Linked DNA regions of Homo sapiens: region 1 is linked to region 2. The links are chromatin loops, found by intact Hi-C in ENCODE. Cell type or tissue: PC-3. All regions are shown on one strand. Each heading gives the region's core, and the rest is flanking DNA. Links, peaks and the distances in the headings are about the cores only.

Region 1 (4,402 bases), core at 279-4,278, 590 kb after region 2:
ACAATGGTGGGGGAAGGTCAGAGAGACCTTGAGGCTTCTTCAATTCAGCATGTCAAAGCACCATACTTTGGGGTATGGTTTCTGACACACAACAAGGTCATTCAGGGACACAGCTTCCTTCTGAGAACTAAAAATAAAATCCTACACCCACCCCCTAACCCCTAACCAACTGATTGGGCTCACTCTCAGCCAAGGGGACTCCAGAGAAACCTTAAAAACTGAGTTCCTGGCCATAACTGGACAGGCGGTTGGATATGCCTATTTATAGCCCCTTCCTTTTGTGGTTTAGACATACAAGTGAGCAGCATTAATGTAAAAATAGAGATGATAAGACAGGCAGAATGGGCTCTTTCTGACAAAAAGACACCAAGTTATAAACAAGACCTAAGGCCACTGCAGGCAAAAGTTACATCATGCACCCCTACACTTAAAGAATAAACTATGTACTCACTGCCACGAGGATTTTCTTTTTCTCTAGCAGCTAAATAAGCACTGGCCTTGAGATAAACAGTATTGAAACAATTGCAGCTCATCCACTTCCAGGCACTGACTCACTGATTCCCCTGTTCCACAAGCCAGAACTATAGCTTTGATTAGACCAGAGACTGATTTCAGTAACTTTCTCCTGATAAGAGACCACCCACATGGACAGGTTCTGGCTTATTTACCGAGGCTTTGCACTGAATGCCTTCATGTCCCCGCTTCACATTTTGACATATAGGGCCTAATTGTCATGCATTTAAATGTTAAGTCTCTACCCCAAAGTGAATATGGGACAAATGTAACATATATGTTTGTTCAGTTTGCATGTGTTAAGACCCCCTTCATGAATATTCAGAGCTATAACCTGTTGGATAGACTTGATCAAGGCATTCTGTATAAATTCCTATTTCATCCTTCCCTCCCTCCAAGTGCCTGCCAATGGCCTCTGCCAGGGGCTATGCTTTCCAGCCTGTCAGAATGGCCACCTTGCAAGCTGTAACCCTTTATAAGAAATAGTCTCCTTTCCAAATTTATAGATATTGTGATTTATAGATTTTTTTTAGTTCATGCTTCTATCCGATGGCTTCACCAGCCTATGCAATTGTATCCACATCTAAAAGGACAAATATTATTTACATCCTTTGATACAGTTCGGATACTTGTCCCTGCCCAAATCTTATGTTGAATTGTAAACCCTAATGCTGGAGATGGGGCCTAGTGGACGTTGTTTGGATCATGAGAGTGGATCCCTCCAGGCTTGGTGCTGTCTTTGCTGTAGTGAGTGAGTTCTCCAGAGATCTGGTCATTGAAAGGTGTGTGGCACCTCCCCCAACCCTACTCTCCCTCTTGGTCCTGCTTTTACCATGTGATGTGCCTGCTCCCCCTTCACCTTCCACCATCATTGTCAGCTTCCTAAGGCTTCCCTAGAAGTTGTGCAGATGCCAGCACCATGCTTCCTGTAAAGCCTGCAGAATCGTGAGCGAATTAAATCTCTTTTTTTTTTTTTTCTTTTTTTGGTGGTGGTGACGGGGAGTGTGGGTGTTTGTTTGCTTTTATTTTCCTGCCTTCTGCCTTTTGAAACCTCTTTTCTTTATAAATTTCCCAGTCTCAGGTATTTCATTATTGCAATGCAAGAATGGCCTAATACACCCTCCACATCCACATTATCAGTTTCAGGAAGGAGAGAAGAGAGAGTGCAAAAGGCCTCCTCTTTTAACCACATGAAGCACATGTCCATTCCACTCCTTTCCATTTGCTAGAATTTAGTCCCACCATCAATCCTGACTGCAAGTGAAAATGAGACATATAGTCTCTAACTGGTAGCCAAGGCCCCAGCTAAAACTCAGTATGTTCTATAACTAAAAGAAATAAGAGGAAGATTTCTATAGCAGGACAAATAGAAGCCTCCGGCCCCAGCTGTTGGTGTTAACAACTGAAGTCCAGAGGTTTTCTTCCTGCTTCACTCAGCAAGAAAAGGTCTGAGCACAAACAACTGTAGCTCAGTATTTGTCACCCTGGTACTATTGACACTGTAGGTCACATAATTCTTTATTGGTGGGCTGGAGGATATTCTGGGCATTGTTGTATATCTAGCAGCATCCCTGGCCTCTACCCACTACATGCTAAGAGCACCCCCTACTCCAGCTGTGACAACGAAAAATGTCTCCAGATATTGCCAAATTTCCCCTGGGATTAAACTGGTTCTAGCTGACGACCACTACTCTACCTATAAGATGCTATCTCAGGGAGTCTATTCTTTTAAGGAATCTCCCCTTTGTTTTTAAATATGATATCCCTGAATGCTAGAATCTTCCATAGGTGTCAAGTTAATCCTATTCCCCTAGCCTTTTGACTCACTCAACAAATAATCTATTAAACACATACTAAATAAAGACTTCATGCTGATTGATGAGACGATATGGAGAGGAATTAGGAACCACATCCTTAGAGCTTCATAGTTTCATAAAGAAGATAATACATGCAAAGAATTATATGGGCTATAAAAAAATAGATATTGACATATAATAGCAATAATACATGACTGAAAGTGAGACATGCCCCTCATATTACTAACTTCTTTAGAATGTTCCTAAGTCCAGCGTGGGTCAATGCACAGTTTTTATTTTATTTGCTGTTGGGATGATTAACACATAAACCTTGTGTTTTTCCTACATTTGCATCTTAAGATGTTCATCTTTAACCCTCTGGAAACTGGTCTCATTAATCCAAGTATTCCCTCACTGCTGTTACATATTGATTAGTAAAATAAAAAGATGTGGTTGTCTGAAGATCTACTTAAGGCTACAATGCTTCATATTTTAGTCTGGGGTCATTGGTTGTAAGTAACAGAGACTCACATAGAGCATATTAGGTAAAATCCAAAAACCTATTAAAAGAGTATAGGGTCTATTTTTCACTACAAATATAGATCTTTAAAATATAAAACAAAATCCTTTCATCTAGTATCAGGATTTTTTTTAACTGATGGTAAATGTTAATTACTGTAAGAAACTTCCATCTTTCATTTAATTTTTATCACTTTAGAAAATCTAATCAGTATCTTTACACTAATTTTACTTGTCTTGTTAGATGAGTTAGTAAGGCTGGTAAATAATTTATAATAACCAGGTCTTATTAAAAATCTAATCCCTTTAGGTATCTAAATTTCTTGTTTTTTCTCTTCTACCCTGGATGTCTGTATTTTGAAGAATTAGACTTTGGAAGTACAGTGGACATAAAACCACTCTTTTCCACTCTGCCTCACTCAACCTTAACAAATCTGCCCATGCCCTGTAATTAGAGATTCTGCTCCCAGATAAACTCCTAAATGAACAAGGATCACATGCTATGTCCTGAATGTAGATTTTCTTTCAAAATTCTTATGTTGCAACCTAATACTCAGTGTGGTACTATTAAGAAGTAGGGCCTTTATGAAGTGATTAGGATAAAATTGATAATCTTATAAAAGAAGGTGGAGGAAGCCTCTAGCCTCTTCTGCCATTGGCATAATCTATAAAGAATGAGCCTTCACTGGACACCGAATCTTAATTTTGAGCTTCCCAGACTCCACAACTATGAGCAATACATTTCTGTTGTTTATAAATTATTCTAAGGTATTTTGTTGTAGCAGCCTGATCAGACTAAGCTACCACACAATCCATCTCTTTAGCCACAGCAGATAGAATAGAAGGAGGGTTTAATACCAGACCAATAATAGGGCAATTAATTAGTTTCTTTCTCAAAGGAAGTTCTTGAAGATTAAATGAGGATGATCCCTTATTTTCTGCTACGTAATGAGCAAAGAAGATGTCAATCTAAAGGATAGAGCAAAATAAGAGACTTCTTAGGGGACCAGACATACACTCCTGGAAGTTTGAATGTATATGTAAATGTAGTGACTCAAACTGTTTCTTACCCGGAAGACTGAGAAGACTAAAAGCTTGCTAGATTACTCCATATCAGCAAATATATAAGAAGCAAAAGCAATGTAACTTTTATTAGCCTGGCAAAGACATGCAAGTTTTTCATTGATCAAGGGGAATTAGGCTTGAACCATTTTACTAGTCCTCAGTTCAGAGACCCATCACCTAAGTAAGATGATCATAGAAGCACAAGTTGGAGCTGCTGAGTGGCTCAAAAACGTCTGCTTGAAAACACAAGACCCAGATAACTCTGCATCAAGGAGACTTCCTACAGGTCCTCCAAGGAACTCATACGTGTTGCCCATGCAGGCCACTGTAAGGAGACTTGTTACCTACATGACGTCAAAGACCAGGGACTACAGCAACATGAATCTGACCTTAGAGGAATCTGAGAGCAGAAGAGAAAGGAGGGTATAATCTTAAGGCAGAAAAGGCTTTGAATTAGAATTTTCAGTGAAGTTTTTCTAATAACTGAATATGACCACACTTATCCACAT
Region 2 (4,363 bases), core at 1-4,000:
TCCTCTTAGCATGTTATCTCTGGTTAGGGCATTTTCTCAGTGTCTTCATGAAATAAAGATTTTCTGGCGGGATACTTTCTTTTTATAGGCTGTATCCTTAAATATGAAATTCAGCCATCCATCTGCTCTTCTAGGCCCTTGTCCTTAACCCATGTATACCTGCAACACATTTCAAGTAGAGGTCAGAAACAAGAGTCTGAGGATGAGATGTTGCTGAAGGATTAAGAGAATATGCCTCTTTGATCCCTAACTTCATGGAGACAGTTAATCTCAATTGGCAGAAATAATAAATATCAACAGGGTGTCTGGCTTTTTTCCCCCCAGTATAAAGTAATATAGAACCAGATTTGTTGCTGTTCATATTGCTAGTAAATTGGAGAACAATTATGAAAGAAATCTCTTGTTAAAAATGTTAATATACCTAAAATAAAAGCAGATTCAACTTGAGAATGTGATGTAAAATTCCATAGCAGATAAATCTTAAAATAAGAAATCAAAAAGTCACTCTACTTTAGGCTCATCTATCTTTTAAAAGTCCTTATTAAAATTTAAAAGAACTGAGATCTCCATGCTTGCTTCTTGTTTTCCTCATTGCAGTGAAAACTTCCCAAACAGTTTGAATGTGGAACAACAGTAAGCTGTTCCTAACCTGTTTGTCAGTCACTGGGCAGTTTTCTCAGTGCCTTTCCTGACATGTTTTAACATGACTTCTCCAGGGATCAGAATGAGGATTGCCCTGTTCTTTGTGGTACAATGAAAAGACTGAGATTATTTTATCAAAATGAGACAGTTGGGAAAGAGAAAAATCTTTGTCTCTCTCTTTAAAAAAAAACAATACGGATAAACGATTATGAAACAAATTTTAAGTTTTGGGTCCTGGGAAACAATTATAAGAGACTTTGACTTTTACTCATCTAATAAAGTAAATGTGGTTTAAAAAAAAATGTACTAAATAGGAGTGATTGCCAAAACATTGTTTCTACTTTTGAAGGCACAATATGTAGTTTATATTTCTGCCTGCCTGAGCTGGAAACAGTTGAAGCTTCATGGCTCACAGTGGTGCCTCATATCTTACTGTCAGCATTCTAATTTCTAGTTTTTCTTCAAACCTCAGAGTTAAGCAGAAGTATAATTACAGTTTTTAATCATTGCTGTGTCTTATCAACCACGGCTTTTAAGAAAATGAAAAATTTTTCGTTTACCTTTCATTGTGGTGGCTGGCTGTCCATTCACCTCATACGGTGTCTTCAAGTTGAAACAGGTTTCTTGTCTCTAATTAAGAATAAGCTTTGAAACTAAGGTCGGCAGGGAAGTGGATTTTCTGGTAAAGCATGAAAACGAAACATCTCCCCTACCAGACAAGGTAGGTATCTCCCTTACCCCTTTAGAGATTGTCCTTTGGGGCACCCTTTCAAATTCTCCTGCCAGGCGACTACTGGAACAACTTGCTCTCTTGCTAATGTAAATGACTCATAACTAAGAGTAGGTGAGATTTGTCGACTGGGGAAGAGTATTTCCTGAACCTGCAGGAATCAGATGGTGATTCACCTGAAGGAAACACAGAGGGCTGGAGCTTAGACTGCCAGAAGTCTGCTTAAGGAGTGGGGGATGAAGTCTCGGGTTGGGGCCTACTAACTCATCAGATCCAATTTTTAGGTCATTTTTTTTTTCCAGCCTCCTATTGCTATCTAGAAAACATGTATTTGCAGCCTTCCTGCCAATTAAATTTTGGATTAAAAGAAATAAGAATATGCTTTATGACAGATGAATTCTTTGAAAATATTATTCTACATATTATTTAAAGAGTATTGTTGTAATTGATAACTTTGGAAACTTGTAGTCTTATGAAACTAATGAAATCTGTAGACATATTTTTACACATACACAATAGACATATTTTTACACATACACAATGATAAGTATTCAAAATATGTTAAATTATTCAGGGGCTGGGTTCACTGACTCCTTTGAATGCTGACCTTTAACATAAAACAATTTATTTTATTGCTTTAAAAAAGCATCCAACAATGACAAATTTATATAATCATATCACTTTTTTTTTTTTTTTTTTTTTTTTTTTTTTGTGAGACGGAGTCTCACACTGTTGCCCGGGCTGGTATGCAGTGGCATGATCTCAGCTTGCTGCAACCTCCACCTCCCGGATTCAAGTGATTCTCCTGCCTCAGCCTCCTGAGTAGGTAGGATTACAGGTGCCCACGACTACACCCGGCTAATTTTTTGTATTTTTAGTAGAGACGGGGTTTCTCTATGTTGGCCAGGCTGGTCCTGAACTCCTGACCTCATGATCCGCCCGCCTCAGCCTCCCAAAGTGCTGGGATTACATGTGTGAGCCACTGCGCCCGGCCACTTTTTCTGATTTGTAAATAATTTTCTTGCTTTCAGATGAGAATCTCAAAGATTCTGATATTTTCTTGAATGCAACATTTAAATACATTTAAAAAAATAAAATTTCATCAAATGGAATCAAAACCTGTTATTGTGGATGAAGATAAATGAAAATAATCAAAGGTGAAAACTTTTTTGGAGTGAATAAATCTATAATAGGTATTACTTAGTGTTTACTTGTGTCTTAAGGAAATAATGTGTACGTACTAGTTGATTTTCCTTATGTTTTTACAGAAAAACAAATGGGTGTTTAACTTAAAAATCAAGAGTTGGGTATCAAAATTATATTTTTTGTATTTTCCTATCTGCTTCCTAACCATACAAAAACAGACACCTACAATTTTAATTTTTTTTTTTTTTACATTCTGCTTTGGGTGGATTAAGTATGTTACGGAAAAGTAGCTAGTCCTGGGGAAGGTGTTTGAATAACAATTAGCCAACTTAATAATGGCCTAATCTTTTAAGAATTTGCAGATTTACAAACAATCCTTCATTTAGTTTTGACTCTCTCTGTGCTATTTTATACTTCCCCATTGATTTAGCATTTGAAGCCAGTTTCTTTTCTTTTCTTCTTTTTTTTTTTTTGAAACCAGTTTGTTGTATTTTGAGCAGAAGGGTTATGCTATGCAGACTTTAGTTTGGGAGATTTGTCCTTGTGTTGACCTTTTTGCCATTTTTTCATGATGATTCATAAATAATAAATGAGGTACTGCTCATAATTTGACATTTTACTGCCAGAACAACTAACTGTTAAGTACTAAAGGCATCAGTCAAAGGGAGAAGCATCTCTTATGGCCCCCATAAAAGTATGTTGTGCAAAGAACTTTGCTGCAAGTACTGAGGATTATCACCCCAAATTTCCAGTGATGTGTATAAAATCTTAGTAGGGAGCTTATTCTGACAGATATTTGACAGGCTTCTGTTATAAGAATAAAGACCTTTTAAAAAAAAGAGAGGGCCCTACTGTGAAAGGGTTATCATAGGCCCTTCTAAGTGCGAAGAAGGGCTTGTGAGGGGCCTATGAAATTTTCCTGTATAATGAAGCATCTTTAACTTTATGTGTGATGGTGTTAAGTAGGAAATAAGGTGATGTCCCTTCACTACAGTAGGTGGCCCCCTTTTTCTCCTGAAGTGGGCTTGGGATAGGATGCACTTTTTCCTTTCCCAATACCTCTGTAAGCAACGTGCCCGGGACGGTAGCCTAACAGCTGGCTTGGAGTGTTTCAGTGTTTCGTTGGCTGGCAGCGCAAATTTAGTATAGTAACAAAAAAGTTAACGCAAGGCAGCCTTTATGCGTTAGTCTTAAAGTATATTATGCCAGTCTCAAGTTGGGACTTGTGAAAGCTGGTCTTACCTAACATTCCAAAAGGGAAGTAATACATGTTTAGTCATGAAAAAAGTGTAACACTTTGATGCAAAGAGCAGCTAACAGCCAGCCCATAGCTTTATTATTGTTCACATAATCGAAAGGTAAACCAGCATAATTTTTTTCCTGCTGGTTTTTATAGCAAGTCTCACATTTCATAAAAGCCCCGGGAATCTTCATAGCGATAATTTCCTTTCCACTTCATTGGAAAATCCTGTTAAATGCAGGGCACTCTTTTATTAATTTTGTTTAGCCATTACAAACCCCAAATTTATTTTAAATACAGAACATCCAGGTGTGTGTGTGTGTGTGCGTGTGTGTGTGTGTGTGTGTGTGTGTGTGTGTGTGTGTCGGCCACCAGAAAACTTTAAAAAATTTTGTTTTGTTTTTATACTAGGGTGATTTTTTTCCTTCTAACATTATTTTTAAAGGTATTAAGACTACAAACAAATTGAAAGAATTGTTCAACTAGATTTCATCTAGATTTATAAATTGTTACTGTTTTTCACATATACTCTTCCCCACTCCAACATATTTACTGACGACAGTAAAATGTCAGATTATGAGCAGTACCTCATTTATTATTTATGA

The links. A loop is a pair of places that touch in the nucleus more often than their neighbours do. Peaks named below come from ENCODE experiments on the same cell type or tissue, not always from the same donor. Only the 100,000 strongest peaks of a DNase experiment are listed, where the experiment ranks them.
Region 1: a loop joins it to region 2, with 2.6 times the contacts of the local background. A loop is called at or near these places in 3 of 110 quality-filtered maps.

The regions. Positions count from the first base shown.
Region 1 is chr3:151,903,341-151,907,742 of GRCh38, forward strand. All of the region lies in intron 1 of AADACL2-AS1 (AADACL2 antisense RNA 1), which reads right to left. Among named protein-coding and RNA genes, the nearest start is that of AADACL2-AS1, 23 kb to the right of the region's middle. In PC-3, for the core only: no CTCF peak of the experiment used is centred there; a DNase peak (open chromatin) is centred at 2,511.
Region 2 is chr3:151,315,384-151,319,746 of GRCh38, forward strand. All of the region lies in intron 16 of MED12L (mediator complex subunit 12L), which reads left to right. GPR87 (G protein-coupled receptor 87) reads right to left here and starts at 1,437. Exons shown (of 3, transcript NM_023915.4): 1 at 1,203-1,437. RefSeq lists an enhancer at 823-2,022. In PC-3, for the core only: no CTCF peak of the experiment used is centred there; a DNase peak (open chromatin) is centred at 1,518; H3K4me3 peaks cover 2,560 bases; H3K27ac peaks cover 3,875 bases.